Regions from separate parts of the Homo sapiens genome. Here region 2 is linked to region 1. A link is a loop called in an ENCODE intact Hi-C map of the cell type or tissue named here. Cell type or tissue: HepG2. All regions are shown on one strand. Links, peaks and the distances in the headings refer to the core of each region. The heading gives the core; the rest is flanking DNA.

Region 1 (16,317 bases), core at 2,704-10,703:
GGCATTTATTCTGCTTCCTGGCAACTAGGCAGGTGATAAAAGAAAAATGGGGAGCTCCTTTGAAAAGCCACCTAATTCTAAATAAAATGTACACGGTGTATGGAGCTCTGCCTTGATGATGATGGCCATGGTTTACCTTGGAATATGTAAATTCAGTACCCCCTTAAACCTGAAGTGCTCTAAAATCTGCTGTGTGGGAAGTGACCACTGAGCCAGAAGATCAAGATACTACCCTGTTGTTGCCAGTGGTTTGAGCGTTGCTTGGCCACCTGCAGCATCGCCAGCGGTGCACACAGTGTTTCCAGATCTCTCAGGTATGAAACTAGACTCTCAGTGGCTAAATGTACACATCCCCATTCTTCTCCCACTGTGCATCTAATCCTTAATGTTGTGGACTTGTAATTTGTTGGCAGAGGTCCTTCTACTGTCTGTGAAGCATCAGGATGAAATGTAAGGAAGTGTAAGGTGACTAAGTATGAACGAGCAAATAGTGATTAGACTTTTAGATTCAAATTTTGCTCTATTCTTTTCTTAAATCATGGAAGTTAGTCATTTGCCATTTATACTTGTCTGTCTGCTGCAGCCCCCATGGGTTGCTATCCTCTGGGGATATCAGTAATCTGGCATTTGATTTCCCATGAGAAGAGTTGAGGAGAGAACTGGAGATGTGGGCAGGAGAGGGTTAAATCTAAAGCTGGGCTTCCAGACATTTGAGGCAGAGCTCTGTGTCACTGCAAAATAACCTGTTCATTAGGAATTCTGTGGCATCATCCTTGGAACTTAAATTCCCATTTTCATCTTAGTGGGTATTTTTGTAAGCCAGTGAATAGTATTAACTTAAGCTCAGAAAAAAATGGGATGAGCCTGTGACAGATTTAGGAAGCGCGGTTGCAGTCGTTCCCGTTTTAGATCATAGTAAATTCCTTCTGCATCAAGCTCACTTTTTGTACGTTTTCTTTTCCTCCCTTCCTCATATTCAATATCCCTTCGGCAAGTTGTGTCCATCCCTCCTGCTCCACTCCCGTGAGTGGCTGTGAGGACTCGTCCCACAGAGCCTCCCACAAGCTGTAGAGCCTTGTTTCTCCCATCCCCCGGATCCTTCCTACCCTGTGCTGAGACCTGTGCCTCATTTTCAGCTCTTCTGGGGTACCGTGTTATTACTTGAAAGAAAATTTGAAAGCATTTTACGTTGCTTATTACAGATCATTAATGGAAGCTCCACTAAACCCTGGGAATTTATTCTCTCATTGATGTGTATATAACTCCTATTAACATTAATAAAGTTGTTTAGAATCAAAGAGCCAGCAGAAACCCGTAATAGAGAATCCATTTTGATCCTGCTTCACAAAGTGACTCATACCCACAGGGCATCAACAAGCATTTTAAAGATAATTTTTACAACTCCCTTTTTAAAAGTACAGCAACTACTGAATATATCATGGCACACTCGTGTCCTTCGGAATAAACCCTGCCGGTTACCATTTGTACAGGACTGCCCTACCTGGGTGGGAAGCTGCGAGGTTTGTCCATATTTAACCAGTGCTGGAAATGTCACCCGTGGCTGCCTTCCCTGCACGTTTCCACAGGGGAGCTGGCGTGTGCGGGACTCCCACATAACAAGGGTGGACAAGGCATGGGTGCAGTAAGAAGGGAATTGCACAAGTGACAGCCTCACAGACAGGGGGCAGTGGAGATGTCCATTCACCTGAACCACTTGTGCCCTGCCCTGCCTCAGTGGCTCTGGACAGGCAGCATCATGAAACGGAGAACTGAGGGGTAGGGGGATTTTAGTCCAGATATTGTGAAGCTGTCTGAACCTATTAATACCATTTACCAATCCTTACTTGATGAAAGGACCACAAGGAGACGGAAGATGTCAGAAATTAGTAGTATGTATCTGGGAAAATATCCTTAATCTTTCACATAAAATGCGAACACCAGGGGGTTAGAGTTGCACTTTCTCTGTCAGTGTATTGGTACACTTGTTATTAAGTCATGTCAATAGCCAGTAAAGGGAAACATCTCAACTAGGCACATCCCATTTTAATGTCTCTGTATTTTTCCCTCTCCCCACCTCTATTTCCACCTCATCTTCTAATTTTTACAAATGTTCCCAATGTTTGGGAAGTGAGTTCAGTTTGGGAGAGAGACAGGATATATCTGCACATTTACTTCTGATTTGGACATATGGTTGGCATCCTTCCTGTGCCCTTGAGTCTTTTCTTAGAAATGTTAAATTTTTAAAAACTTGTTTATTTTTGAACGTTGCTTTTTTAGAATCACCCTTCCTAAAAGGGAGAGAGGAAAAACTGTAAGTGAATCTTATTAGATTTTTGAAGTGCTCATCATAATTGAACTATTTCCCTAATGACTGGTAGCATCTCACCTAGATTTGTCCTTGGAATGGTTCCTGAACGTTTCAAGATCTTCCAGTTCCACTTTACTTTTGGCTGTGGTTGGAAACATGGGTGTTCATTTCTGTAATTGTTAATCTGGATATTCTGAGGAAGAAAAATATGGAATATCCCTTTAATCACTGAACTTTATTTCTGACCCTTTATGTTTCCTAAAGAGTAAATATACAATTTTCAAAGGAAGGAAACAACAGTAGCTATTAACATGTAGAATCCATCTGGCACTGTATAGATAAAAACAAGCCCAGAACGCTTTTTGTTTATTCTTCACCACAGTGCCACGAACTGGGTCAGGATTATCCTTGTTTTACAAATGAGGCAGCCAGAGCCAGAGAGGTGAAGCCAGCCTTTCTCAGAGCCACACATCCAGGAAGGGTCAGAGCCCAGATGAGGTGGGAGAATTGAGAACAGGTCTGCCCAGTTACTACCCAGCCCAGACTTCCACCGCATCTTGCAAGGATCAGGGTATGTAGGACAAATGTCAGCCCAATGGGTCATTTGTTCCCGGGGACCCAGTTTGACCCCCTGGTACCTAACGGAGTGCCAGGAGCATGACAGGCACTCAGTAAATATTTGTTAAATGAATGTATTGTCAAAGTCAAAGAATTCACTAAAATGTGTCATCTCATCCTGGGGACTGCCCTTGGCCACTGCTGAATCTGTTTTGAAACCTCTTTGCAGGCGAGTTTAGGAATATATGAATATATTTATTTAAAATAACATTACCAGAATTTGCGACATGTGCCAGTGTGGTTGAGGCCTCTGGTGGCTAAGGTCTTCAGCAAATTAGAGATGCACAGTAGAGGTGCTATGTGTATACTTTCTCTTTGATTTAAACTTATTTAAATAACTTTTTTTTCCTGACTTTAAAATTTTACTTGTAGAAAATTTGGTAAGCTATAAAGAAGAAAATGAAAATATCTCTTAATCACACCATATTGAGATAGCAATGTTAAGATGTATTTAAACTAGGGTCGGGCACGGTGACTCAACACCTGTAATCCCAGCACTTTGGGAGGCCGAGGCGGGCGGATCACCTGAGGTCAGGAGTTTGAGACCAGCCTGGCCAACATGATGAAACGCCGTCTCTACTAAAAATACAAAAATTAGCTGGACATGGTGGCACATGCCTGTAGTCCCAGCTACTCAGGAGACTGAGGCAGGAGAATCACTTGCACCTGGGAGGCGGAGGTTGCAGTGAGCCAAGATCGTGCCACTGCACTCCAGCCTCGCCAACAGAGTGAGACTCCATCTCAAAAAAAGAAAAAAGATGTATTTATTTTGTCGTTTTTGGGAGGGGTGTGTCATGTGTGTGTGTGTGTGTATATATATATATATATATATATATATATATATATATATATATATATGAAACTTTGATTTTGAGCTTGTTGCTTCTTTCATTTAATATTAAGTTGTGATTGTTTTCTAATGTAATTGAATAATAACTGAAGTTTTCCATTGTGTGAGCAGACTAATTTATTTAACCATTCACTATCCTATTACTATGCAGTTAAATATTCTCATATTTGAGATTATAAATAATGCTGTACTAAACATTCTGGAGTGAAAATATTTGCTCACTTCTCTGGTTATTTCTTCATGAAAGGATTACTAGGTTTGGTGAAAATATAAAAATTCTATACATAAAAATTCTAAATTAAAAGCAAAAAAACCTTAGGAAAAATTTATTTGCCACAAATACATTAAAAATCTTAATATTCCGTATCCTGTTTTCCTTTCACTCAGCCTAATTTTTTGTCCTCACATTTTTGTTACCAGGCACTCATTCTGATTGCTTAGCCATCGTACTAGTTTCCCATTTGATTTAACTAAAACTGTTTCAGTTAAACATTTATTTCTTTGCTCATGACCCTGATAACATGCAGCATGATCTATCCTCCACTACTGAGACTTTCCAAGGATTGTCTGACTCTTGTCATTACATCTGAAAATCCCTGAGTAACTTCTGTACATCTTTCTTGGAAACAACATTATTAAAAAAATAGTAAATTCAAACTACTATGCACTATGCCAAGCACTGAGGTGGGTGTTTTAAAGTATGATATAGCCCCTGCCATTGAAAAACCTCCAGATAAGACATGACCACATGACAGGTGAACCTGGATACAATAAATATTAAATAAAATTACTAAAAATTTCTGTTTAGTAATCCTGACTCATCATCTCATTTTCTACAATTTCTGCAATTTCATTGGCCTGTGCCTTCAACCCACCTGAATCTTACCTGCCACTCCCCTTACCCACGAGGGGATTTCAATCAGCATGGTGTGGTTACATCATTAAGGTTTCTTACCCATAGCATCACCATGATGGCAGGATCCCCAGCTCTCAGAACAGGGCCTGGCACATAATATGTGCTCAGTTAGTGTTTATTGGATGTATGATAAAAAGTATGCATTTTTTTTCTTCAATTGGAGACCACCAGCAGATAGTTATGTACAGTCACGCGTTGCTTCAGGACAGGGATACATTCTGAGAAAAGCATCATTAGGTGATTTTGTCATTGTGTAAACATCATAGAGTACACTTACACAAACCTAGATGGTATAACCTACTACACACCTAGTCTCTATGGTATAGCCCACTGCTTCTGGTTACAAACCTGAACAGCATGTTATTGTACTAAATACTGTAGGTAATTATAACACAATGGTAAATATTTGTGTATCTAAACATAGAAAAAGCACAGTAAAAAATATCAGCATTGTAATCTTAGGGGACCATTGTCATATATGTGGTCTGTCACTGACTGAAATTTCATTATGTGGCACATGGCTGTACTTAGATTGGCAATAAATACAATTAAAAGAGAACATTTGTGGTGGGCAAGAGCTCTAGCTCAAACGTCAGACTAATGAAGGTTCAAATCCTGGGTCTTCAACTTACCAGCTTTGTCATCTTGGCCAAGTTAAATGATTTCTTCTACATTCAGATTCTTCAACTGAAAAAAATAGTGATAGAGTCTAAGCCATTGGGTTATTAATAAGGATAAAGTGAGGTTTATGTTAAGCCTAGCCCAGAACCTGGCACACAGTAAGTATTTAGTAAATGTTAGCTATTATTATTTATAAATCGTTTCCCTTATTTATTGCCTAACTACAATCTCAACCTACTCTCAGGAATATAGAAATAGAAATTGATTCATCATGAGAAATAATACATAAGCTTTGGAGTCAGATCTGGCTCTGCCACCTCAGTAGGTTACTTCTCAATGCTTTAGTTTCTTTATCAGGTGAAGACCTATTGCGTAGGGTTACTGTGAGGACTAAAATGAGATAATATATGCAAAGTGCCTAATATGTTCAGTACTCTTTTCTCTTTCTGTGTCTTGGTTCAATTAGAACACCCTTCTGTTTCTGATTTTGCTACCAAACATGTATTTTTCTCCCTCTGGTAGAGTGTTCTTCCATTTATTTTGGTGTGACACAAATAATTTAATACATGTTTATATCACAAGTCCACATGTGTGAGTGAAACAAAAACTCCACAAAATAATGCTCTGTGTGATTCCTGTACTAATTTGCTATGGCTGCCATAACAAAGTATCATAGACTGGATGGCTCAAACAACAGAAATTCATTCCCTCACAGCTCTGGAAGTTAAAAGTCCGAGATCAAAGTGTCAGCAGGTTTGGTTTCTCCTGAGGCCTCTCTCTTTGGCTTGTAGATGGCTGTCTTTTCTCTTTGTCCTTACATGGCCTTTCCTTTGTGTGTATCTGTGTCCTAATCTCCTCCTCTTATAGGGATACTAGTCATATTGAGTTGTGGTCTGCCCATATGACCTCATTTTAACTCTGTTACCTCTTTAAAGGCCTGTCTGCAAATATAGTCACATTCTGATGTGTGCTAGGGTTTAGGGTTTCAATCATGAATTTTGGAGGGATACAATTCAGTCAATAACAGTTCCCTTGATATTTTTATCTGTATTTCATTAAAGAAAATGCTGGGCAGAATCAACCAAGTTAAATTTTGTGACCCATTGAATTGACTCGGGACCACAGGTTAAAAGAGTGTGCTTTAGCGGGTTGTGTTGGCTTACCCGGTTAGTGTGAAATTGAAACCAGCATTAGGACTTGCCTGTGACTTAGTGTGGAGACAGGCCCAGAGGCACAAAACAGTAAGAATCAGAGTGGACATCCTTCTGCAAACACAGACATCACCTTAGCCCAGGGTTGGCAAACATTTTCTGTAAAGGGCCAGATAGTAAATATTTTCATCTTTGCGGGCCATACAGTCTCTATCAAGACAATTCTGCTGTTGTGTGTGAAAGCAGCCATAGACAATATGGAAACGAGTGGGTATGGCTGTGTTCCAATAAAGCTTTACTTACGGGCACTGAGATTTTAATTTTGTATAATCTCCATGTGTGATGAAATAATCTTTTGATTTTTTGTGACCATTTAAAAATGTAAAAACCATTCTCAGTTCATGGACTGTACAAAAGCAGGCAGCAGGCCAGATCTGATCCGCAGGCTGGGGGTTGCTGACCGCTGCCCACCACTGCCCTTGCTGGTAGAGCCTCAGTCTTCTGGCTGCAGACTCTCGAGGAATTGACCTAGGTGATTTTCCTCTGTCCATGTACATTTTGAACTGATTATCTTATTTGACCCTTGTGATTCCTCTGTGTTTTCAGTAGGAAAATCTCTGTGGCATTCATGATCAAAAGTTATTTAAAAAGCATATGTTATCTTCTTACCAGAGAACTCTAATTAGGGATGGGGGACCTTCTTAAAGGACCCACACAATTTTTTGTCAGATGGTGAAGTTAGGAATAGAGTTGACACCGAAAAGTCTATGCAAAAACAACAGAGCTTGAATTTAAGGAGGGCTCTCCTTTGGGAAGCTAATATCCAGGGAAACAGAGTGACCAAAGAAAGGCCCGGGTGTCCTCATGGCGGATGGAGGAGAGCAGCTCAGTGGCAGGGGCCCTGCCCCGGGATCTTCTCCCAGGTAGGGGCAGGCTGGAGGGTGAGTGAGGTCTCCACAGTCCCCACATGGTTTCTTTCGCAACCCAGAATGCAAGCCGAGGTGTGTGTGGCTGCCTCTCACTTCCTGTGGGGGCTGCCTGCAGTCTCAGGATGTCCATCTCGGTGCCTGCGTAGATCTCCTCCCCTCCCAGAGGGTCCAAGAGAACAAAAGTGTCTGAGAAAGCCAGAGTGTGACCACGCGGTTTCTATGCTCCAAGGGATTTATTTCAGTGGTAGGTGGAGCAGCTCTGTGGAGCACATGGCTAATGATAATGGATTGACTGACCAGAAGCAGGAGAGGACCTAGCAGAAGCCGGAGGTCAAGCTGCCCCAAGACTGGGGGACAGCCTGGGTGAAGACTCTGGACCTCATGACCATGTATATTCCAGAGGGGGATCTAAAGAGCCCCAGAAATTCACAAAGGTGGGAATGGTTATTTTCACTATTTCAGACTGACAGAAATTATGCATTTATCCAGAGTGACAGTGCAAAGGCAGGCTGAGCTGTTGTTGCTTCCATTGGCAGGAATGAGCCGATCTTATGGACTGACTCTGGAAGAGCAATGTTGAGTGCCTACTTTGTGCCACAGAGGGAAAACCCGTTTATCCCAAGGGCTTTCTCATCTGGGGATGCGCAGACTGTAAACCAAGGCCCCAGGAAACGGTTTTTAACTAATGTGGAAAAAAAAAAATGGGCTTGAATATCCGAAACTTCACTTTAAAAAATCAGTAAGATAAAATTTAAATGATGTGTATTATTTTATTTTGAGACTATTTGCTTCATGCCATCCTAACATATAGTAATAAAATAGCTTTGGCCTGACATTCATCTTAAAGTGAATTAAAAAACGTAATTTAATGAAATGGCACTTCTAAGCTTTTAGTGCAGCAAATTTTCAAATTATCTTGCTTAAATTAAATTGCTGTGCTTTTTTGCTTTCGATACTTATAAGAGCTCTGTTTTGTTTCTGGTTTCATCGTGTTCGCCCTGAGATGATTTTTTTTTAATTGAAATGTAGCATTCATGCAGAAAAGTGCACAAATTCTTAAGTGCACTGATAATGAATGTTCACAAAGTGAACTCTCCTTTGTAACCAGCGGCCAGGTGGAAAAAGAATGTCACTTAAACACTAGGAGTCCCCTCAGGTCCCCATCCAGTCCCAATACACCCCAGTTTCCATCAAGGGTAACTGATAGCATGACTTCTAACAAGAAAGATTGGTTTTATCTATTATGAACTTTATATAAATAAAATTGACCAGAAGCAGGAGAGGACCTAGCAGATGGCAGAGGTCAAGCTGCCGCAAGACTAGGGGACAGCCTGGATGTCCCCCAGTTTGCACTGTCTTGTGTCAATAGAATAACATTATATTTAGGAGATTCATCCATGTTGTTATAAGTAGTAGTTTGTTCATTTTCATTGCTGTGTAATACTGTTTAACATATCAAGATGTATTTAGCCCCTCTCTTGTAAGTGGCCTTTTGAGTTATTTCGAGTTTGGGGCTGTTAGAGATAGTACTGGTAGGATCATTCTTGTGCATATCAGTGGGTAAGCATATGTAGCATTTCTGTAGGATAGGCTCTGGATGGCAGGATCTGGGATCACAGGATGTGTGTGTTCAATGGAAACTGCCAGTTATCAGTGGACACTCCCACTAGCAATGTATGAGAGTTTCAGTTGCTCTGTATCCTTACCAGCACTTCATGGTTTTAGTCTTTATCATTTTAGCCAGTCCTGTAGGTGTATTGGTAATGCGTTGTGGTTTTAATTTGCTTTTATTTGATGGCTGAATTAGAGCATCTTTTTATATGTTTATTGGCCATTTGGATTTTCTGTTTTGTCCTCTCGAGTATTTGTCTATTTCTTTATTGGATTGTCTGCCTTTTCCTTATTGATTTTTAGAGTTATTTGTTGTATATATGTATTGCAATTATGTTCTCCACTCTGTGGCTTCCCTTTGATTCTGTTGATGTCATTTGATGAAGACATTTTTAATTTTAGTATAGTCCAAATTATATTTTCCTTCGTGGTTAACACTTTTTGTGTTCTCTTTTAAGAAACATCTTTACCTATTACAAGGTATGAAGGTGTTCTCTATGTTTTCTTCTAAGAGCTTTATTATTTTGCCTTTCACATTTAGTTCTATTCTTCATCCAGAATTAATTTTTGCATGGTATACGGTGGAAGTTAAGATTCATTTCTTTCATACGGATACCCATTGTATTCATTTCCTAGGCTATTATAACAATGTGCCACAAAATGGGTGGCTTAAAACAGCAGAAATTTATTCTCTCATGATTCTGGAGGCTAGGAGTCCAAAATCGAGGTGTGAGCAGGGTCATGGTCTCTCTGATGAAGGCTCTAGGGAAGAGTCCTTCCTTGCCTATTCCCAGCTTCTGGTGGTGGCCAGGAATCCTTGGCATTCCTTTCTTGGCAGCTGCATTGCTCTGACCTCTGTCTCTGTGGCCACATGGCCGTCTTCCCCACATGTCTCTGTGTAGATTTTTTTCTTTCTTTAAGGACAGTCACTGGATTCAGAGTCCATACTAATTCACTATAACTCATCTTAACTAATCATATCTGCAACAACCCTATTTCCAAATAAGTCAGATGCTGAGGTACTTGGGGGTTAGAACTTCATATCTTTTTGGGGGACACGGTTCAATCTATACTACCCAGTGAACCCAGCATTTATTACTTTTATTTTTATACATTTATATTTTATTTTTATACATTTATGCATACTTTTATACATTTATTACTTCATTGTCACCTTTGCATAAGTTAGGTGACTGTGTAGCTCTATTTTTGGACATTCTATTTTATTCTCTTGGTCTGTTTGGCCTTGCACAAATGTCACACTTTTACTATTACTCTATAGTGAATCTTTGTATCTGGTAGAATAAGTCTTCCAGCCCTGTTCCTCTTGTTCAGGATTAACTTGGCTTTTGGCCCTTTGCATTTGCTTATAAACTTTAGAATCTGCTTGTCAATTTCCATCAGAAAAAAAAGACCTAGTTTAAAAACAAAAAAAATTGGTGGTTCAGTTAAGATGCAATTGCGAGGAGAATTGACATATAAAAATATTGGACTTCCAGCCCATGTACATGGCCCAACCCTCTATATAGGTCTTCTGTAATTTCTCTCAATAACGTTTTGTCATTTTCAGCATAAAGTCTTACATATCTTTTGTTGGACTTATTCCTAGGTATTAGGTATTCTTTTGATGGAGATTTGTGTTGATGAAATAAAAAGCCAAGAGAGAGAAGGAAGGCTTCTACCAGGCTTACTACTTCACATTATTGAGGAATTTTTCCAAGTTTACCAAGCTTAGCAGAACTGAGATTCAGATCAAGATCTCCCTGACTCCAAATCAGAGCTGGGAAAATAAATCAATTATTACTTTAAAATGCAATGTTAGTGAGATAATTCAAAATGTGGGAGGCGCAGGTGGATAAAACAGGTCCTTGGTAGGGAACCCCTGGTAGATGCCCTTGGTCTCCAGTGTTGCAACATTGAGAACGTGCACGTGGGCTGGAAGAGATGTGAGAGAAGACTCAGATACTGGTTAGGGGTGGGAGACTCGATCTGAGATTTTCAGTGTTCTTAGGACTTTAGAGTTACCCAGAAGTACCAGGTAGGCCAGGAGGATGGCCATGGAGGTAGGAGTTTGAGTCCTTTCCCTCTTGAACCAGAGCTGTTCTGTTGCACTTTTATCTAATATTTTGGAGTTGAGCCCTTCAGAATGTGTGTGTGTGTGTGTGTGTGTGTGTGTGTGTGTGTGTGTGTGTGTGTGTATCTAAGGTTCAGAACTACCAATAACAAGAAAAGAATTTTTTTTTGAAATAAAATGGTTCCCATTATAATGGATTCTCCAGGTATGTGGTGTGCTAGCTGGATATCTTTTGGCATAATTGTTACACATTTGGCATGGACACACACACACACACACAGTTCTGATACTAAAGAATAGCTTAAAAACTATCAGACTAGTTATTCTTTAACATTCCGTTCAGCCCCAAGGTTCTGGGATTCTGATATTGTAGCCAACCTAAACTCAAGGGGCTCTGCACACATCATTATTAACTTTGATCTTGGCAGCATTGTGATACTGTGTGTATTTCATGGGCCTTCCCCAGAGCCACTCCAGAATGTCTACTTGGAGGGACTTGGGAGTAGTAATCCGGTTGGAAGAGAGCTAGACGTGTCCAGCAGCTGCGCTTGCATCATAGCAAAGCAGTGTTTCTGTTCAGACTGTGGATTGCAGATCTTAGGAACAGCTTAATTTAAAAGGGCAAGTCGGAAGAATTCAAGTACACTACAGAACAGAGTTTTTGTTTTATTTTCTTTTTTTCCTGATACATGTGATGTGATCACCTGACAGGGACTCATTACCAGTAAGAAAAGAAAGACATGATTATTATAACTGTATGCTTCATTCTCATGAGTCTCATAGAAGCAGAATTGTTGTTTTTTCCTCCAGATAGTCAACTGATTATTCCAATGGCATTTGTTTCTTTTATTTATTCCCCAAATAAACTGGGTACTCATGGCCTTAACGTTGAAATATAGTAATAATAATATGAAATGATATCAGTACTACTGCTGCTACTACTACTATTGCCTGGGGGTTGATGGGGATTGGAGATGGGGAGCTAAAGCCCTACCCCCACCCATCCAGTCATCCATTTGCATGACTCTGCCCACCCATGTGTGCCAATGAGCCCCAAATCTTTATCTCTCCAGTCCAGCTTCAGAGCCATGGATGCTGGGACCCCTACACCTGGCCTCTAGGGCAGCTGAGCATGAGCTTATATTGGTGCCTTGCTCAACAGTGAGCCTCTGATCCCCTCTAGACCTGGCAATAGCCAATGAGAAGGGAGCAGCCAGCTTGTGACCTTCCTGCCCCCTCATTCTGTGGTCATTAATTCCTTTCTGCTGGCTGAGCACCTTCCATGCTTATCTCTTTTTCTATTCATCTCTCCTCCTCCTCCTCCTCTTCTCTCTCTGCTGTTTACTCCCACTCAAGCAAATAATAAAACAACAACCACAACCTTGCTTGAGTCTGCCCTCCTGTTGGAGTGTAGCCAGAAGGACTCTAGCCCCTGCAGGCAGGGGAAGCAGATGGGTCAGTGTTGCCTTCTCAGAGCACCCCTCCCACCTCCCTCCCACCCACTATATCCAGTGAAAGGGAAGGCCACAGTCAGTCAAAAGTAAGCTCAGTTTCCTAGGAAACCCTGTATTTTCTAGTTCCCATCCTCCTCCCTGGCAATTGGGCTTTGTTTGTATGCTTCCTTGTTTAATGGTTTATTTCACCATTTGGAACTCTAATTTTTCAGACAATCAAGTTTGGGCTTGCAGAGAATATTGTAGCATGGCAGGTTGTAGGACTATACTATATTTTAAATTGACAGTTATTTTTGTGCACAAGCTTCCCAGCTTGTACCTCATGTTGCACAGGATAGCCATGGGCACAGAGAGCTTTGGAGGGGAGTGGAATTCATGCTCCCTGTCTCCCCTCACCCCCATTCTTTGCTTTCGAAAATGAGACTCAACAAAGACTCACACAGCAGTTCCTTAGCAAGTGGGCCCTGCAAGTGTGTGTTAGCTGTATCATCAGTCTATACATGCTAGAGGAAGAATTGGAATCTCAGCTACAAAATGTATGTAATTTGGTCACAGAGGTGAACGAAAAAGGATGAAGCCCTTTGAATGCAACAGAATGACTAGAACTGTCTCCTCTGTGCAAGGCATTGGGTCAGACAAGGTGCCAATGGTTCGAAGATACATTTAGCCTGCATTCTTGCCCTCAAGGACCTGGCCATTTTCCTTGCAGCAGATAGCGTGAAAAGTTGTACAGTAGAGGTATATAGAGAGTAAGACTAATTCTAGTGGGGGAACTGGGCAAGAACTTCAGGGAGGGATTTATACGAGAGCTGGCTTGAGGGACAGGTTGGTTCTGTATTCTTGCAGGTGGAGATGAGGGCACAATAAGAGAGGAAATAGGACAGGTGAAGGCTCCGAGGAGGGACAAGTGAGAACAGCAAGTGCTCTGAGAAGGCAAGGCATGAGGGAGGAGGAAAAAATGAAAGATACGGCTGATGTGGTGGGTTTGGAATGATGGTGGATGGCTTTGAGTGCAAAGCTGAAAAGTTTGTGGAAGTCATTGGTCTTTCTAGCAGTGTCACCAAGCCCTGAGTTTCCTGGGAGCTGGCTTAGGCACTGCAGGGGAAGAAGTCTGGTGTGCCAGCTGCTCCCCCAGTTATAGAGGAGAGAGTAGCTCCTCTCATCTTCATTTTATATACAAGGATATTGTCTGTCTTTTGAGGAGTGTTCCACTTTGAGAAAAACTAAAACCCATTGGCATATGCGTGAGACCCATTAATTTATTCAGTCAGTCACTCAACAGATATTAAATGCCTACTGCATACCAGGCCCTGTACAAGGTTGTACTGAAAGACCGTTGAAGATTTTTGAACTGGTCAGTTGCCTGGTAGCAGGGGTGCTGGGTCTTGAGTTAAAATCCTGTCTTTGCCTGGAGGCATCACGCTACCTGACTTCAAACTATACTACAAGGCTAAGTAACCAAAACAGCATGGTACTGGTACCAAAACAGAGATATAGACCAATGGAACACAACAGAGCCCTCAGAAATAATACGACACATCTACAACCATCTGATCTTTGAAAAACCTGACAGAAACAAGAAATGGGGAAAGGATTCCCTATTTAATAAATGGTGCTGGGAAAACTGGCTAGCCATACGTAGAAAGCTGAAACTGGATCCCTTCCTAACACCTTACAGAAAAATTAATTCAAGATGAATTAAAGACTTACATGTTAGATCTAAAACCATAAAAACCCTAGAAGAAAACCTAGGCAATACCATTCAGGACATAGGCATGAGCGAGGACTTCATGTCTAAAACACCAAAAGCAATGGCAACAAAAGCCAAAATTGACAAATGGGATCTAATTAAACTAAAGAGCTTCTGCACAGCAAAAGAAACTACCATCAGAGCGAACAGGCAACCTACAGAATGGGAGAAAATTTTTGCAATCTACTCATCTGACAAAGGGCTAATATCCAGAATCTACAAAGAACTCAAATAAATTTACAAGAAAAAATCAAACAACCCCATCAACAAGTGGGCAAAGGATATGAACAGACACTTCTCAAAAGAAGACATTTCTGCAGCCAACAGACACATGAAAAAATGCTCATCATCACTGGCCATCAGAGAAATGCAAATCAAAACCACAATGAGATACCATCTCACACCAGTTAGAATGGCGATCATTAAAAAGTCAGGAAAGAACAGGTGCTGGAGAGGATGTGGAGAAATAGGAACACTTTTACACTGTTGGTAGGACTATAAACTGGTTCAACCATTGTGAAAGACAGTGTGGCGATTCCTCAAGGATCTAGAACTAGAAATACCATTTGACCCAGCAATCCCATTACTGGGTATATACTGGGTGTATACCCAAAGGATTATAAATCATGCTGCTATAAAGATACATGCACACATATTGCGGCACTATTCACAATAGCAAAGAGTTGGAACCAACCCAAATGTCCATCAATGATAGACTGGATGAAGAAAATGTGGCACATATACACCATGGAATACTATGCAGCCATAAAAAAGGATGAGTTCATGTCCTTTGTAGGGACATGGATGAAGCTGGAAACCATCATTCTCAGCAAACTATCACAAGGACAAAAAACCAAACACCGCATGTTCTCACTCATAGGTGGGAATTGAACAATGAAAAAACTTGGACACAGGAAGGGGAACATCACACACCAGGGCCTGTCATGGGTTGTGGGGAGGAGAGAGGGATAGCATTGGGAGATATACCTAATGTAAATGACAAGTAAATGGGTGCAGCACACCAACATGGCGCATGTATACATATGTAACAAACCTGCACGTTGTGCACATGTACCCTAGAACTTAAAGTATAATAAAAAAATAATTTAAAATAAAAGAATGTGGCACGTATACACTATGGAATACTATGCAGCCATAAAAAAAGAATGAGTTCATGTCCTTTGTAGGGACATGGATGAAGCTGGAAACCATCATTCTCAGCAAACTATTGCAAGGACAGAAAACCAAACACCACATGTTCTTACTTACAGGTGGGAATTGAACAATGAGAACACCTGGACACAGGAAGGGGAACATCACACACTGGGGCCTGTCGTGGGGTCGGGGGAGGGAGGAGGGATAGCATTAGGAGATATACCTATGTAAATGACGAGTTAATGGGTGCGGCACACCAACATGACACATGTGTACATATGTAACAAACCTTCACGTTGTGTACATGTACCCTAGAACTTAAAGTATAGTAATAAAAAAAAAAGAAAAAAAGAAAAAAAATTCCTGTCTTTGCCACCCACTAATAAGAACTTGGGCAAGTCTCTTGGCCTTGATGGACCCGTTTTCTCCCTGTAAAGCATAGGGTTGGGCTGCTAAATCCTTCCCAGCTGAGACAGTCTGGGAGTGACATGAGAAGTGCTGTAACCAGAGTTTGTGTGTGTTGGGAAGCGGGGAAAAGAGAGGCCAGAGTCAGAGAGAGGTGGTGATGGCAAGAACTTCTGTGAGTCTGAGTGAAGCCTTTCATTTATTCATTCAACAAACATTTCATATTCAGTGCCAGCTACTGTGCTAAGCACTGGGAAAATAACAGTAACCAAAACAAAATTCGTGCCCTCAAGGCACTATCTGTAGGGGGTGGCAGAGGAGCTGGGAACATGGGAGATAGATCTAGAGATGTAGTGTGAAACTTATCCCATGGGATGACAGTTGGGACAGTGGAATTGTATGTACCAGGAAAGAGATAGCAAAACAGTATTGAGAGAGAACGAGTTCTGAGGAGACAGAACCTGGGAACATCCTG
Region 2 (16,317 bases), core at 4,654-12,653, 48 kb before region 1:
GATGTGCAAGGCGGAGGTGCTGGGGTAGAATGTGGAAATTTGTATGTTCATACAAAAACTGGCCCAAAAGGAAAAGCTTCAGTATCATAACAGGGGTTTCATATTTTCCAAATCTTCAATGAGCGTGTATTACCTTTTTAATGAGCTAAAATAAATATTTACGTAAGATAAACAAGAACAAAATAGTAATACAAAGTACACATAGCACTGGCTGATACCTGTGCCATCCTCCCAATGTGGGGGACACCAGGGCCTTCCCCAGCCACCTCTGCTGTCCTCTACTAGACTAGAGTCTTCCCCTAGATGCCCCTGGGGTAGTACCAATGTCTAGTACCATGTTCATCACGTGCCCCTCATTTTGAACGTGCACATATCACTGTACCTTGATTAGGACTGAATAAGACAGGAGAAGAAGTTGCAGTTGCTGCCATCTCTAACCTTGGGAGAAGGTTTGTGTGTGGAGCAAGACACAGGAGAATGAGCTAGTTTGGGGCCAGAATGAATGGTTGGAGGAAAATACATTTTTCCTGGGGAAACGTGGCAATGAGGAATGCTCCACAACAGAGGGCCTTGTCTGAGCTGGGTCCTGTCTCAGGCGCCTAACCCAGCTGTTGGGCACACAGGAGACTGTGGAGACCCTGAGCGTGGATGGTCCCACACACTGCATGTCTGTCTGCAGCTGCACAGGCCTCAGGGAGCCCTGTGAGAGTGGGCCTGTTCCTGGGCTGCAGGCAGAGAGCCAGGGGCTGCCCCGTTGCCAGAGAGCATTGAGGAGCTTCTGTGTGTGCTGTGTATATGTCTCAGCCTTCTTTGGAATTATGGCAGAGTCTGTCCCTGCCTGGTCATTTTTGTGCCTTTGATCCTAAGTTAAGAATAAGTGAAGGAGCACTTGTCCCTGTGGACACGCTCGATATGGAAGTTGCATCAAACGGCTATTTTATCCTCAGTCACCACTGACATCACTCCACGTACGGTTCTGAGGTTCTCACTTTAGTTGTGGTTGAATAGAGCTATGATCATTGGTGCAGAAAGAAGCCATTCCGATGTGAATCTGTGAAGATGTGTCTAGCAATGTACAGATGTTTTTTGGCAGGTCAGTGAATATTTTAAATCTTTTGCAAGTAGTAAAAAGAGTTGAATTTGAAATAGAGAAGACACCATGGCAAGGGAAAATTATACCTTGTTTTTCTCTCAATCTTCCATTTTTAAGATAATCAGACAAAATCCTGAACCATTATTTAAATCTTGGATTCATCATGGCTCTTAAATGTCCTTCATCCTGTATGATACATGGTTATGACCCTAATGTATTGAATCTCTTTCAATAGCAAGAATTGCTGGGTAGTAGTAAACATAATAGCAGAATCTCCAGTTTGGATCTCCATTGATTTAATTCTCTCTGTCACCTCCCCTCTTCACCCTTCCTCCAGCCATCACCAGAGATGGCACACGCCCCTGTATCTTGCAGGTACCATGCTTGGTGTAGTCCCAGTCACCAAGAAGCTGACAGTCTAGCGGGGAAACAACGAAACAGGCTCTGCACAAAGTGCCGTGGGAACACAGAGAAGAGGAAATCTAGTCCTGCATGGGGGTGTGGGCAAAGGAAAACAAGAGTGAAAAAGTGATTTTAATCTGGACCCTGCAGGCTGATTAGGAGAAAGTTGCTACCCAGCAGGGTTGGTGAGATTGGAATGACAAGGCATAGCCCAGCACCAGGAATTATTGGGGGCTGCCTTTCTTTTTCGGCCCTTTCCTGGGATAGAGGCAGGTTGAAAACACAGTGGTACAGTGCTACTTCTGGCTGCCTTCTTAGCTACTGTACACCGTCTCTCACAGTCTGGCCTCTGCCTTACTTCCCACCTTTCTCCCTCCAGCCTGCCACCATCCTCCTAGCCACTCCTCTGTTGTGCAGCACTGTCAGGCCTCTAAGCGTGCAGCCCATGCTCCTTTGACTGTGTACTGGTTGCTTTGCCTGCACTGCCCTGTCGTGAGGTTCATAGGGAGATGTCTGTGGGCATTCGGAAACAGTGCAGGGGGGTGACGGGGAGCTGGAGGGATGGCTGTATCAAGAGAGAGCTCAGAGTTGAGGATTGCTCAGTTTTATTTATTGTCTGTGTGTTCACCCAATGTTGGAGGATTGGTCTGATCTAGGCAGTTGGAAGTAGTTCATTTTTGGTCAGGGTCTTGTCCTTTGGCTTCCATTCCTGCAGTTGACCACACATTTGCAACATTAATGGATCAGCCTTTTCCACTGGGCTATCTGGGTCACTTCAGTTATGTTTCTCAAACGAAACATCAGCACTGCTTCAGCAAGAAGAATAAAAGCATGGAAAATGCCCTAATGCCCAAAGCCCACAATTGAATGCATAGACAACTGTTTAAAATGTCTGTGTAACTACATATGCATATCAATATAATATATCTGTACGCACATGCACACACACACGGGGGTGGGCGTGGGAGAAGCCTATCTTCCCTTAGTCTTGGAAACCTAAAACTTGCATCTTCAAAAAATCAGATTTAGAATAAAGATAAATTAGGAAGATAATTGGTCAATTTTTAAAAAATGATTTTTAAGAAAATATGAATCTTTGAAATAAAAAGTATCTCTATTTCACTTAAACATTTGTGAATAAACATTTACTTTTTCTCAACTTTTCAGAAAGACAGCCTTAAGAAAGATATACGTGGTTTTAAAAGCAAATGCCACTCTTTATTCTAGATAGCAATTCTATTTTGCGTCCATCCTTATCATCTTGGAAACAGTGGAGCCGCTCTCTAAAAATATTTCAGTATCTTGCTTAGAGTCCTCAGAGTTAAAGCTGTGGTGTCCTCCTTTTGGTTTATGGCTGCAGAATGATGGGTGTATATATTGTTTTTGTTAGTTAACTCCATCTGTTTCGTAAGCCTGAAAAAGAAATTGGATGATGCCGTATATATGTATGGATGGATAACACTCCTTATGCAGTAGTGAGTCAGCAGCTTCAAATGGGTTTTCCGTTTTCCTATTGGTACTGGTTGCTAAAGTGCTGTAGCGTGAAGGCTCATTCTTTCAGAATCTTGTGAATTGGGCATCCTATGTTGTTGGAATTACACAGTATGCTTGAAAGAAGGGTATTAAAGTTTCTTCCCTACTTTGGAAATGGTAATGATTCTCCAAGTGCTCTTTCTAAGGCTGATGAAAAAGTCTTCCACCTTGTAAATAGAAATCTCCTTATTGTGACCTGTGAATCAGAGCAACAACTTTTCTGAGCCTCTGCAGAAGTGTTCAAGAATAGAAGGCAAAGTTCCACTCTATACATGTTCCCTTTTGTGAAGAGTTCTCATAGTATTGATTTATTCTCTTCTGATTATAGGGAAGCAAGTTAAAATTTCTGGACAAATAATTCTCATTTTTTACAGCTTAGCAGTGTCTAGATCCCTAGTGGGTTAGCCAAAAGAAAAGGCATCTATTGCCTGGCGGTTTCTCCGTAGGACAGGACAGCATGTCTCAGAACCCAGGAAGAGGTGAGATGATATGGGTTGCTAAGGCATGAGCTGCAATGGCATGCTTATTAGCACATTCTCTCTCACCTCCATGGTGGTTCTCTTGCTCATCTCCAGTGAGTTCATGATTTGAATGCCCATCTGCAGAGAACAATATATGAGTTTCAAATTCTCTTCCTCATGGTCATTTTTTCTTTCCTTCATTCCGAGTCATCTTTGATTAAACAAAACAAAGATGTTACTGTTAATTATACATCTTTCCAAACAGTGCAAAAATTCTTGTGTGTGTGTGTGGTGGGGGATGGTTTTGATGGGAATAATAACTTATCATGGGGGTGTTTTAAATCGTGGATCAGGAAGAAAGATACTAAGAGTCACATTGAAAAGCTTAAGAGTCTCTACAAGATAGGAAAAATTGTTCCTGCCTTTTTTCATATTTCTTAACTCAAAGCTCTCTGCCCTAACATATTGTTGTAAACATAATTCCATTCAACTATTTTTATTGTTCTCTTTAGACACTTTATTAAAACTGCAGCTTTATTCAAACAGCTAAAATTGCAGATAATAAATGAAGTACCATAATATTGGCCAGTTGTAGGCACAGCGTGTGAGCAAACTGGAAAGCTGCCATCCTGCTCCTGGCACTTTAAAGATTAATGTGAAGCATGCATGGGTGTCATCAGAACCAGCACTCAGCCTCGCCAGGGGCTTGGCACAAGGTTCTAAGGTAGTCCCGGGGCTGGAGTTCCATGGACAAGATGATGCAGGCTGCTGGGTTGGCAAACCTCCTGCAGAGGGGAACCCCAGCTGCTGGGAACCAGGGGCCATCCCCAAAATGCTTTTTTTGACAGCGGGGCCCACCCACAGTCAGATAGGAAGTGGGGAAGGTATGGGCTGGGTGCTGGGGGTGTTTTAATCCAAGAGGTAAATTGAGTAAGACCTTGGAAGACTCAGTTTTAATTGTGCCCCAACCATTGATGACTTGTAGAGACTCTGAAAAAGGGAAGTGTGTTTGTGTTTGTGTTTGTGTGTGTGTGTGTATGTGTGTGTGTACACACAAGGCCTCTATCCTTATCTTTCCTGATTCCAGAAAGTTAAAATCTCATGCTGGCTTCCTTTGGTGGTACAAGGCCAGGTCTTTGCAGTTTCAGACAGGTGTTTGTGGCAACTGTGACTTAGCAACAATTGTGTGAATGATAAAAAATTTGTGGGCAAATTGATTGTCTGCAACAAATGGAAATTCTATGGTGGTGCTTTGTGGGTGGTTTGTAGGCAGAGAGTACTTGGTTCTCTTTTGATGTCTCACTTTTTTTTTTCTTCTTCTACAGTTTTTTTGAAGAAGCAGGATGCTGATCTAAACGTGGAAAAAGTAAGTTGGCAAGTTTTGCACTGAGAGCAAGTGCCTTGTGAATTATAAAGGGCTTCCTGTTGGAACCTAGGATGAAGTCCACTTTTAATTTGGGATTGTAATTCTGAGTCCATAGATTTCTAAGAGAGAGGTCGAGTTGGAGAAGGAACTGGTTTGTGAAATAGAAAGAAAACCTTACCTCCTTTGGTGGACCCACTATTTTCTCCCTTCCCTTAGTTGTAACACTCAATTCTGGTAATTTATGGGAACATATGTTTTGACTATAAGTTATGGCTCCCACCCCAGAAATAGAATGGAACAGCTGTCCCATGGCTGAGGAGCCTTCAGGCTGGGGAGGAATGGGGAGCGCCTATCCTCAGGCTGGTCAAGGAGGTCGTTTTCAGTCCATTCATTGTTGTTTTTCCTCCACTCTCAGATGGCTGCTGCTCACCTCTGCCTGAGCCGTATCTTTGAATTGCAGCCACTGTGTAGCAGGTCATTCTTTCATTAATGTAACATTTTTTTGGTTCCTACTGGGTGTTAGACATCATGCTGGACTCTCTTGAGACAAAAGTGAATGTGACTGACAAGTACTCAGGTAATGATGGTACAATCTGAGAGCTGTGCAGAAGGGGCTTGGAAGCTCTGACTGAGGGCTGAGCTATCCAGAAAAACTCCATGATGGAGTGGGTGTGAGGAGCTGTGAATGCATTCTTTCTCTGAATGTTTGCTGAGCCTTCTCTGCCTGTACGTCTCTCTGCCTCCCCAGGTGCCTTGAGTTCCCCCACTGAAAGGCTGGACGTCGCAGCTCTCGCTAGCCACCCAGGCGTCCTTTTCGGCCCCCACTACTCTGCCCAACCACATTGCCTTGGGTGTAACTTTTCAGCTGTTCTGAGTTATGTTCCTCAATTCCCTGGCCACTTGGGGGCTGCCCCTTCATCATCTGAGAATGACTTGGGGTTATTTCTCATCTTGATTTGAGTGCAAGAGAGGCTTTTCTTTCTGAACTAGAGCCATTCTGAATGCAGCTCGTTTGTCTCTAAGTTAGGGAAGTATACTATCTGAAACATTGTTCCAGAACAATTGTGAGTAACTCCTGACCTTTGACCCCATGCAGGCACCTAGCTTCTGCAGGATGGCCTGTGATCTACTGCTAGTCACGGGCTTTTCAGCTCATACAAACCAGGGCAACTTGGGGAAATAACACAGCTCTAGTTAGGACAAGGCAGAAGGAGCCTTTTTAGAATCCGCATGCACTCAGGTTTTGGCTGTGGAAGCCAGGGATTGGCAAAGACTGTCGCCTATGGGAGGTCAGTATACTGTGACCCTTCTGGACTAGGCCAGGTCCACAGCAGGCAAGAGCCTATGGGTGCCAGGAGCCCCCTCAGGGCAGTATTGTGCCTTGGAGCCCAAAGAAATGCCTGGCATTTGCCCCAGACTGCAGGACTTGCCCTCCCCTGTCCAACTCAGGCAGTGAATCCTGCAGCCACAGGAGGGGGAAGTCCATTCATCTGGGTTCCCAGTCCTGGCCCCATGCCGGGCAAACAGCAGGGCTCAGTTAGTGGGGTGTGGGGGGCACTGAATGGAATGTGTTCAATTTTGCTTCACTTCTGCTGTTAACTTCCTGTTAGACCTTAGAAAAATCATTTCTCCTCCCCAAGTTTCATTTTTCTTATCAGTAAAGTGGTCCCTTTCACAGGACCAAGTAAAATTACTCGCTTTTAAATTGAAAAACACAAACCAAATACATTTTGTTTTTGTTTTTGTTTTCTGACTTGGGTCTTGAATTAAAATGGAAAAAGGGCTGTTGGCCACCAGTCTAAAGAATGCCAGGTAAGACCAGTTATGGATTGGGACTGAAGGAGCAATGAGTGTCTAACAAAAGAGTGAACACGGGTGACTGACCCGTGGTGTGGATGTCTGTAAGTGCACAGGGAATCCAGATTAAGAGAAGCTAAACGGGTAGAAATGCTGCTTGGATGGAGTGAGTCTGAGGCACCTCTGAAAGGCTCTGCCTGCACCCTCTCCTCAGTCAAGTAGTTGATGACCTGAAAAACAATCATTGCCTTAGGGGAGTTTGCTGTTTTAAAAGCTCTATTCTAGAAGTTCCACTTTCAGAACCTTTTTCTGTTGCTGGTAGAACACTGTTGAACACGGATCTATCAACTTTTCTTTTTGTCTGTGTTTACCTATCCAGAAGAATCTAATATAGGATGTGCATCTGTTGTATAAGTAAATGATACCTGTTGGCCAACTCCAGTGGAGAAAAATTGCCAAAGTTACAGTGTTTGTTCTTCATGTGGATTTTTAAGTTTCCTCTTTTAGTTGAACGTTTTTGTAAAGACAGAAGTGGAAAATTAGCTTTATTTTGACATGCTAAAGCTCAAAGACAAGTTAGCATAAATTCTGTATTAATTAATATCTATGGTTTATTGAACTTCTGCTATGCAGAGTGCTTTATATCATCTATGTTACACTTCACTGTGACAGCAGTCCTGTGAGGGAGCTATGAGAGGCTCAAGGTGCTGTAGTTATAGTAAGGATTCTACTCAGATCTGTCTGGGCTCAGAGCTTTCCCCTTCCCATACCCCACCTTACTTTGGAGTTTATATAATATTTGAGACAATATGTTTGTGTGCCTTATTTTTTTTTAAGTTTCGTAAGTTCTAAGAAAGCGGCATTTGTTACTTTTTAGAGAGCTCTTCCTTGACACTCCCCTAAAGGCCCAGGCTGGATGGGGTTGCCCTATCGCCACGGCCGCTTCAAAGCTGTCATTGTGGTTGCATAGTTATCTGTGCAGTGACTGTCTGACAGCAGTGTTCACTGTGGAACTGCAGGCTTTATCAGCTCAGAATCCTTATCTGTGCCAAGCCTAGTGCCTAACTCATAGTAGGCCCTCTTAAAAAATTGAGCAGGCATGAATGAGTGGAAACCATGCTTGTTAATAGCATTATGTGGCGATAAGACCATCATTCCTTGACTTGCTCCCCAAAAGTACAAAGTTTCAAGCAGACAAATGAACAGATCATTCTTAAAATTGAACTAATCTGGGCAAGCAAAGAGAGTTCAAAGATAAAAGAGGGGGACGCAGTAGTGCACAAGGGAAACATTAAAGCAAATATTTTCTTTTCCACAGAATCTTTTAGAATTCTTGAGGGTTACAGTTCCAGATATCATTGCTTTAAGTGTATAAAGTGTATTTTTAAAAAGTGAAACCCATACCCATTTAAAAATTGAAAAATATGTAATCAAGTTGTATCAGAACAAAAATGTGCTTTTTGTGTAAAAAGCTAATTAAATGGAGTCATCCTATTTAGTGATTTAAAAGGATTTGATTAAAATAATATCCACTTCAACTACTCTCAAAGGGCTGAGGAGAGAGGTTTGGTTTCCGTGCATCCTGGATGGCCTTTGTCTGGTGTGATTAAAGGTATTTCAGTGCCTGCCATGAGAGAGGCCCCTGCCATTTCTGCAGTTTCAGTGAGACCGAGAATTCCTGCAGTGTCATTCCAACTGTTTGCAGGGTTTAGACAGCTGCGTTCAGGCCACAAATATGGCCACAAACACTACTGCCTATTTGATAGACACAGAGGCCTTCCGAAACAAAAATTGTCATTCAAAAAGAAAAGTAAAAAGAAAAATTACCTCCTGCCTTAGAATTGTTTACTTTTCCTCTGAGTGAGTGAGTTCTTTGAAATGTGTTGGTCTGTTAATGTAGAATGTACATGGAAGTTGCTCCATTTTTCAGTGTTTCTTTGGTTTTAATAAGTCCCAAGAGAAATGATAAAAAACCTCCTAGATTCTTAGTGTGGGGATAATTGTCTTGTGGGGGGAAAATCTAATTCTAAGTAATCGAGGGTTAGAAATTTGAGGCCGCATCAGGAATCCAGCTTTAAAGCCATGTCCGCATGATTTCTATGCAGCTGGTTAAGAGGTGGGAAAATTAATTCATACAAGTTTTTTCTTTTGTGGGAAGAATAAGATTTCCGGGGTCAGAGGCCAGCAGTGTTTACATGGGGTATCCAAAGGCCTCACAGTGCTGGTTGCTGGGGTGACATGAGGATGTGTCTCCAGTGTGAATAGGGGGACATTGGCTTTGGGGTGTACCGCGCAAATGCGTGTACTGGTTGCTTAAGGGAGGTGAGGGAGAGAGTGAAGAAGAGGAAGGGAAGAATAGCATAAGCACAACTCCCTGCCATTTGTGGGAGCCATTGCTTCCTGAGTGGGCATGGGCGGGTTGCAGGGGCAGGACTCAGGTGCTTCTGGTGCCTCTGAACCCATGGACACTGGACAGGGCAGTTCCTATGTGCAGACGGGAATTGTTCCTCAGGCCCTCCCTGATACATGTACTACAGGCTGCCAGCCTCAGAAACTATAGGAGGCCAAAGTGGCCTACATTCTTCATTTACCTTTCTCAACCTCACACACAGATTGACCCATTCTGCTGGTGATCAGGCAACGGAGTGACCCAGCCTCAGTGTATAACTGAGTAAGGGTCACGTTTCACACAACCCACTTTTCTGGCGACTGGGGACCAGGAAAAGGAAGTGGCTTTGACTTGCGGGCAGGGAGAGAAAGAGCAAGAATGCATGCATGGGTGTGTGTGTGTGTGTGTGTGTGTTTAGGAGGAAGGGACATGCTTAGAATTCTGTTTTAGACTCAAAGGCAATCATTGTTAGTCTTGGCCCAAAAATAGTTGTTATGTATCATGCGTAATAACTGACCAGCTTTCTTTTATGTAAATCCCTGGATTGTAAAACTAAGCGGTGCTGTCTAAGAAGAAAAATATACCTACCCTCTGCCAATTTGAATTTCCAAAAAAAAAAAAAAATCCCTCTTCCTAGACATTCTAAATTTAGGAGGATATTGATAACTGATCTAGAACAACTGCAGATAACAATATTTTCAGCGTGATTCAAGGAAAGAGTTGAAAAATTGAGGGTTCCTTGTTTAGTCCTGGATATAGAACAGTTCATTCATTCTTTACACATTAACGAACACTGGTAGGCCAACCACTGTTTTAGGCCACATGTTATCTTATTCGGTTGCCCCACGTTGTATGTGAGGAAAATAAAGCTCAGCCAAAGGGGAATGAATTGCCCAAGGACTAACATCTAGGAAGCAGCAAGATCCAAAACTATATCTCAGACTTGAAGCACCCTTCTCTTTCTCCTCCACTGTGGATGCTCTCTTGTCCTGAAGCCATCATTATCAGCCTCATGTAATTTAACTGGTATTTTTTTACACATCTTTCATTTTCTCTTCACTGAATTTAAAAGGTCTTTCTCCCTTATTTGTGGTTTTAAAAGTAGTAATGATGTTTTTATCAAGGAACAATTGGAAACCTTGAAAAGAGAATCACCTCTTTAACCTGACCTGGCCCTGCAAGGTGGTCGCCCTGTGAAAGCGTGAAAATGACTTCCAGGGGTGGCATCTGCAGGCAGTGGGAGTGGGGGAAGCCCATGAGACACTCATTTTCTTTCCACTGCTGGTTCCCAGACTTGGGGATCATTTCGTATATTCTTCATCTGAGTAGCATTCATCATTCCCTATGACAAAAGCTGGATGTTGCCAGGAGAGAGTGGGGAGAAATGCTGCCCACGTTACAATGGAGAGACAAGACGAGCTCTCACCTACATACTTTGTACCATTTGTTTTTACACCGAGGCTTTCTCCTGTAGCCATGAGATACTGCATAATTTGTTTCACTGCAGCCAGGCCTGCTGTGTAGAAGTTGGAATCATTTGGTTGTCTGCCTTGCATAGACTTATTATCTGCTGAAATTGCATGTGAAGGAAAGATTATTAATAAAATATATGTGAAGAATGGCTGAAAAGATGCTTTTGTCAGTGCCCCTAAATACTTTTAAGAGCAGAGCTGCAGTTTTCTAAGAGTGGTGTTGTATAGGCCATAAAAATACATAAAAATTTAAGCTTTTCCTTTAAAAGGTTATTACTGCCCACTTTTAGCCCACAACAAAATTTTATTTGAGCAGAAAACCTTCTTTGTTAGCTTGCTGTGCCTGCCGTCACAAATTACCACAAACTTGATGGCTAAAAACAACAGAGATTTATTCCCCCACAGTTTTAAGAGGTCAGAAGTCCAATAGCAAGGTGTCAGCAGGGCCACGATACCTTCAGAGATGGAGAGAATCTGTTTCCTGTCTTTCCAGCTTCTAGTGGCTGCAAGTGTTCTTGACTTGTGGCCACATCACTCCAGTCTCTGCCTCTGCCCTCACATTGCCTTCTCATCTGTGTGTCTTCCTCTGCAGCCCTCTTATAAGGATACCTGGGATGGCTTTTAGAGCCTGCTGCATAATCCAGAATAAGCTCTTCCTCTCAAATCCTTAACTTTATCACATCTTTGCCATATAAGGTAAAGGGATTAGGAAGTGAATACCTTTTGGGGGGCATTTTCTGCCTAACATACCTCAATTTGGGAATTTCTGTAATTTTCATTTATCGAAACATAAAGCTTGCAACCCCTTGTTTCACTCATTACTTCAGTCAGTTTAATTTTCTTAGAAGGGGCCACTTGGAAGATCTAAGAACTAGTCTCTTCTCCAGTCCCCAGAGCGGGCAAGGCCACGCCTGTCTTCTTTCTCAGATTGAGGTTTATGTAAAGAAGAGGAATTATGGGCTCTGAAAGCTGGGAAGAGGCCTTGGAAATCATACCCTCTCAGTCTTTGGGGGAAACTGGGGCTAGAGATGTAGGGTCACCCGAGTCTGGAGCAGAGATGGGACAAGCACTTATTACACTAGCCCACACCTTCCGCTTTGTTCCTGCAGACCCCCAAGCTGTCTCTGGTGATACAAGCCTCTAGGTCATCTTCCATTTGAGAGCCCTTCAGTACCTGAAAACCCAACCCCTGAAAAATCCTTTTTTCCTAGTCCAAGAGCCCTAGTTCTTATAACTTTCTTGCATTAGCTGGTGTCAGGAATCCCGTCATTCTGGTCACTTCCTCCTGGATACATTGCCTTTATATCACTGTCTTTTTGAAAACATGGCTCTTGGACATGAACACGGTACTTACAAGATGGTTTGACCAGTGTAGAGTAAGAGGTTACTATCAGGTCTCCTTAGGTGCACATTTTCTGCATCAGTATAGGCTATACTGATGCAGACCAATATTACATCTCTCATCGAGTCACTTTATCATATCTTCAGCTTGCATTGAGCTTATGTGTGATAAAAATCCTTAGGACTTCTTAAGTATGAATTGCTTTAAACTCATCTCCTTTCCCCATGCTACATAGGAGATCTGGATTTCTGTCAGTAGCTGGATGGTATAGCTTGGGATCCAGAATATAGACCAGATAGGGATCTAGAGAACAAACAGATCCATGAGCTGGGGCATGCTCATGGGAATGGTACCAGCAGCAGAGTAAACAGAAGGCAGTTTGGATAATCTGGTAAGACATAGTACAGAGGAAACTCTTCTATAGGTGGCTGTCTAGATGGACAGAAGTTTGGCAGCAGAAATGTATGGCTGGGCATGTCGTAGAGCCAGATGAGAGGCATGCAGATGTGCAGGGACTTCAGTTCAGAAGCTAATGCAAAGAGCTGAGTCCAAAAGAATGAGTTATAGAGTCAACTACTGAAATGAGGTAGGCCCCAAGACAGATACTTGAGCCCAGAGTAAAAGGAAGCCCCGGTCTGAAGTCAGAATCGTAAAATTGATATGATTCTGAATGTCTGTGGCTGAAAGCCATACCCACCCAGAGTCTGGAGACAGGATCACTGGCAGAACTTGTAAACAGGATGAGTTGTTTCCATTCAGTAAACAACTGAACGTGAGGCAAGTGATAACACCATCCTATCCACACATACCATAGATTATTTACAATTGAAAGCAAGATTTTATCTGTTAATTTGGAGAGGAAGATGGTGTTCTTTTGGTCAGTTGTGGCTGTCATTCTAACCTATTTAAGTCTTTTAAAATCTCTATTCTGTCGTCCAATTAATTAACTATCTCCTTTCAACTGTGAATTATTTGTGACTGCTATAAGCACATCTTGATGAAAACATTGACCAGGGACAAATGTGCAAAGCCCTGTTCCAAGGACCTCTCTCCAGGTCAGTGTTGTTCTTCTGTGATGTTAGTGTCTTTGGGTATGGCCATTCAGTCACTGAGGCCACTAAAGTGAATTATCACTTGGACCAGGGTTTCCCATCTTGCTTGGATATGTTTTTGAGTGACTATCAGGTGCTTTGCTGACATCAAGGTATTCTGCATTTGTGATCTGTCATAATAGTCTTGTGAAACTGCCCTGAGATGGAGCAGTACCATGGGAAGGGAAAGTTGGTAGGGTGCTTAGTCAGTCACTACTGTGAGTGGAGAGGTCCCTGGATGTCCTCATTGATGTTAGTAGGTTTAAATCTTGAGTCCCACTTCCTGTAACATACCCAAATATTAGCCCATGGGTGATTTTTTTAAAGGAGGGACTGGAATCTTGCATTCAGATGAGGAGTACTAATCTTACTAGGGTAATGAGGGTTAAGTGTTCACCTCTACTAAAGACTGATCCTCCTTTGTGGGTATGTGTGGTCTGTGGAGAGCAGCTCCCACTGTTGGGTGAGCATGATGGCTTTTCGGAAGATCTAGGGGCGTTCATTAAGTTGTGAAATGTGTCACTACTGAATACAGTCAGAGTGTAAAGTGAAAGAAAGTGAGATGCTGCGTGGATCAGTGATGATAACAGAAGGGATAAAACAGCAATTTGTGCATTTGCATAGTCCCTCCAGATAAGGCTGCCATGAGAAAGTGAGATGGTTTCAGGGTGGAACATGAGGCAGCGTCGTGTGGTGGAAAGTATGTGAGCCTTGGGGGCTTGAGGAAGTCCTGACCGTCTCACCAAAGAGCTAGGCCACGGGAGAAGCTGACAGTCATCAAGAGTAAGGTGCAACTGTGAAGAGTGTCTGAAGTGGAGGCACAAAGTGCCGTGAAATCCCCAACAGGAGTTAGATGAAGAGATGCCAGTGAGGGGAGAAAATCATCATCATTTACCAACTTCTACTTGTTGTACCCCCTTTCTTTGGTCAGTACTGGCCATGGATGGACTAACTCCCAACTTTGACGTCGAGTGGATTCATACACAGGGTAGAAGAATGGCAAGAGGGAAGGCACCTGTCCGTATTGTTTTTTCTGTTGCTGTGTGTCAACATAGATAATGCTACGGTAATTGAAGACAAAACCTTTGTGTCGGGGGAGGATTTTGTCCATCTTTAGAATATTCTAAAGAGTAGGAGTAGGGGAAATGTAATTTAAAAAAAAAGCAAAACTGAAGTACCTGCCACTTTCCCCATTCTACTGTTACCAGATGAGGGAAAAAACATTTTTTTCTTTTACAAGAGAGTTTGATGTACATCAAAGTGCCGCTTACCGCAAAAAAGTAAATTTGATAATGAGAAAAAGTTTAAACAGCCCTTAGGTATTGAAAATAAAGTAACTTATAAAACCCACTCGTAAAGTTTAGAAGTCGTTATGGTGACCGCAGTGAGGTGCTAGGTGTGGGAAGGCCTCACTGGTAAAGTGTCAGGAGTGTTTTTTTTATATATGGCCCATGAACTGGTAGGACAAAAAACTTTTGACAGTTATCATAATATTTATTCTGTTTTCTTATATTTGGTATTAATAAATATTGGCTAACTAGCCAATCATATATCTTTACAGTATTCCATTTTTACAGTGGCCAAGAAAATATAATTAGGCTTTTGTGTTTTCTAGATGATACTGTTTAATAACAACAACAAATACTATATAATGTTCTTGGCTCATTTCAGAACCAACAGAGCAAAATGTGTCCGTTCAGAAAAAAGCATTTGTTGTTTTTCTTTGTTTCTTTTTTGAGACACAATCTCACTTTGTCAACCAGGCTGGAGTGCAGTGACACAGTCACGGTTCACTGCAGCCTCAACCTCCTGGGCGATCCTCCCACCTCAGCCTCCCTAGCAGCTGGGACTACAGGTGCCTGCTACAGCGCCTGGCTAATATTTTTTATTATTTTTGTAGAAACAGTGTCTCCCTATGTTGCCCAGGCTGGTCTTGAACTCCTGGGCTCAATTCATCCTCCCACCTTGACCTTCGAAAGATCTGAGATTACAGACATGAACCACCGCGCACAGCCTAGCATTTGTTTTGTTGTTGTTGTTGTTGTTGTTGGAAATATAATTTAAAAATTTTTCTTTTGGGGGCTAAAGCCCAAATCAGTTAATATCTGAGGCCTATTTGCATGTAAATATTAGGCAACCATCATTCACTGGATGTTTAACCCATGAGTATCACTCCATATCTCAGCTGAGATTCGAGATAGTGAATGACAGGTTTTCATATTTTCCGTCATATCGCCATCTCCTATGATCATTGAGAGCGTTCTTCACCCACATTGGAGGAATTGGCCACCTCAGATGCCTTTCTCTGAAGGCCTACTGTGTTTTCTCTTTCCTCACAACCAGGTCCCTGAGACCAGTTCTTGTCACCTTTCACTTTGGAATCACCTTCACTCACCTGGCATTTCAGAGTTGTCTTTCAGTTTCTCTGTTTCTTGCTGAACTCAGAATCCTGCATGGAGGGTATCCATTCAGCCTGGCCCTTTAACTGTACCAGTGTCTTGCTCCTCGTGGAGCCAAAGTTTGCTTTACAGTATGCCACCACCTGCAGAAACCTGTCCTTACTTTTCTTGTTTTTGTTTTTCACATTCATCCTGTGGGATATGATGAGGTTTCTCTTCCAATAATCTGATCAATCTTTTGTTCTTTAATTCATAGAACCCCTCCCCCCACACACTTTTCTCCTTTTTCTCCTTTTTTCCTTTTTGCCTTTGTTAGATGCCCAGGCACGCCACAGTACCAGGCGTTATCAGTACCAGCTCACATTCCTTTCCTTATTTGGAAAGAGGACTAACTTTCTAGCTCATTACAGACACCCCTTCCCCTTCCCCTCCACTTTCTTTTACGTGCCCACCTTATCTAAAAAAAAATCAAATGTTTAGCCAACTGGGATTAGTTTAGATTGTATGAACCGACCCTGGCCAATGGGGAAAGGGTACAGGGGCAGGACTTGCTTCAGGAATAAAGGCTCTCATGACCCTTTGTTCAGGTGTGTTCTCATGGCGACTGGCCAAGGAGGCACCCCTCTGCGCAGAAGTAAAATTGCTTTGCTAAGAATTCTTTGTTCGAGTGTTCAATTTCCTTAGGATTTTGAGCATTATTCCTAACAATCCTTCACTTTAGTATCACTTTAGTATTTCAGTGATCAAATGAAAATAGGGTCATTAAAGTGAAAATGGAGATTTGCTATTTTGTTTTCATGTTACAATGCAGATGGTGTGAAACATTTTTTAAGAAAAACCAAATTACCTAGATTCAGATCTTTAGGACAGTAGTTACAGTTTCTCTGGTTGTTATAGGTAATCTACTAAATAGTTGAGAAAAATTGAAATGAAAAAACAGCTGAATTCACTTGCCTTTGAATTAACTTACCA

What was found. A loop is a pair of places that touch in the nucleus more often than their neighbours do. Peaks named below come from ENCODE experiments on the same cell type or tissue, not always from the same donor. Only the 100,000 strongest peaks of a DNase experiment are listed, where the experiment ranks them.
Region 2: a loop joins it to region 1, with 2.0 times the contacts of the local background. A loop is called at or near these places in 13 of 110 quality-filtered maps.

What each region holds. Positions count from the first base shown.
Region 1 is chr6:111,785,133-111,801,449 of GRCh38, reverse strand. All of the region lies in intron 2 of FYN (FYN proto-oncogene, Src family tyrosine kinase), which reads left to right. Among named protein-coding and RNA genes, the nearest start is that of FYN, 80 kb to the left of the region's middle. In HepG2, for the core only: no CTCF peak of the experiment used is centred there; DNase peaks (open chromatin) are centred at 2,999, 6,129, 6,579 and 7,529; H3K4me3 peaks cover 3,343 bases.
Region 2 is chr6:111,835,127-111,851,443 of GRCh38, reverse strand. FYN (FYN proto-oncogene, Src family tyrosine kinase) reads left to right here. Exons shown (of 14, transcript NM_002037.5): 2 at 4,815-4,855. Among named protein-coding and RNA genes, the nearest start is that of FYN, 30 kb to the left of the region's middle. RefSeq lists enhancers at 781-840, 851-930, 8,434-8,543, 13,433-13,522. In HepG2, for the core only: no CTCF peak of the experiment used is centred there; DNase peaks (open chromatin) are centred at 5,943, 6,303, 7,643 and 8,333; H3K4me3 peaks cover 1,622 bases.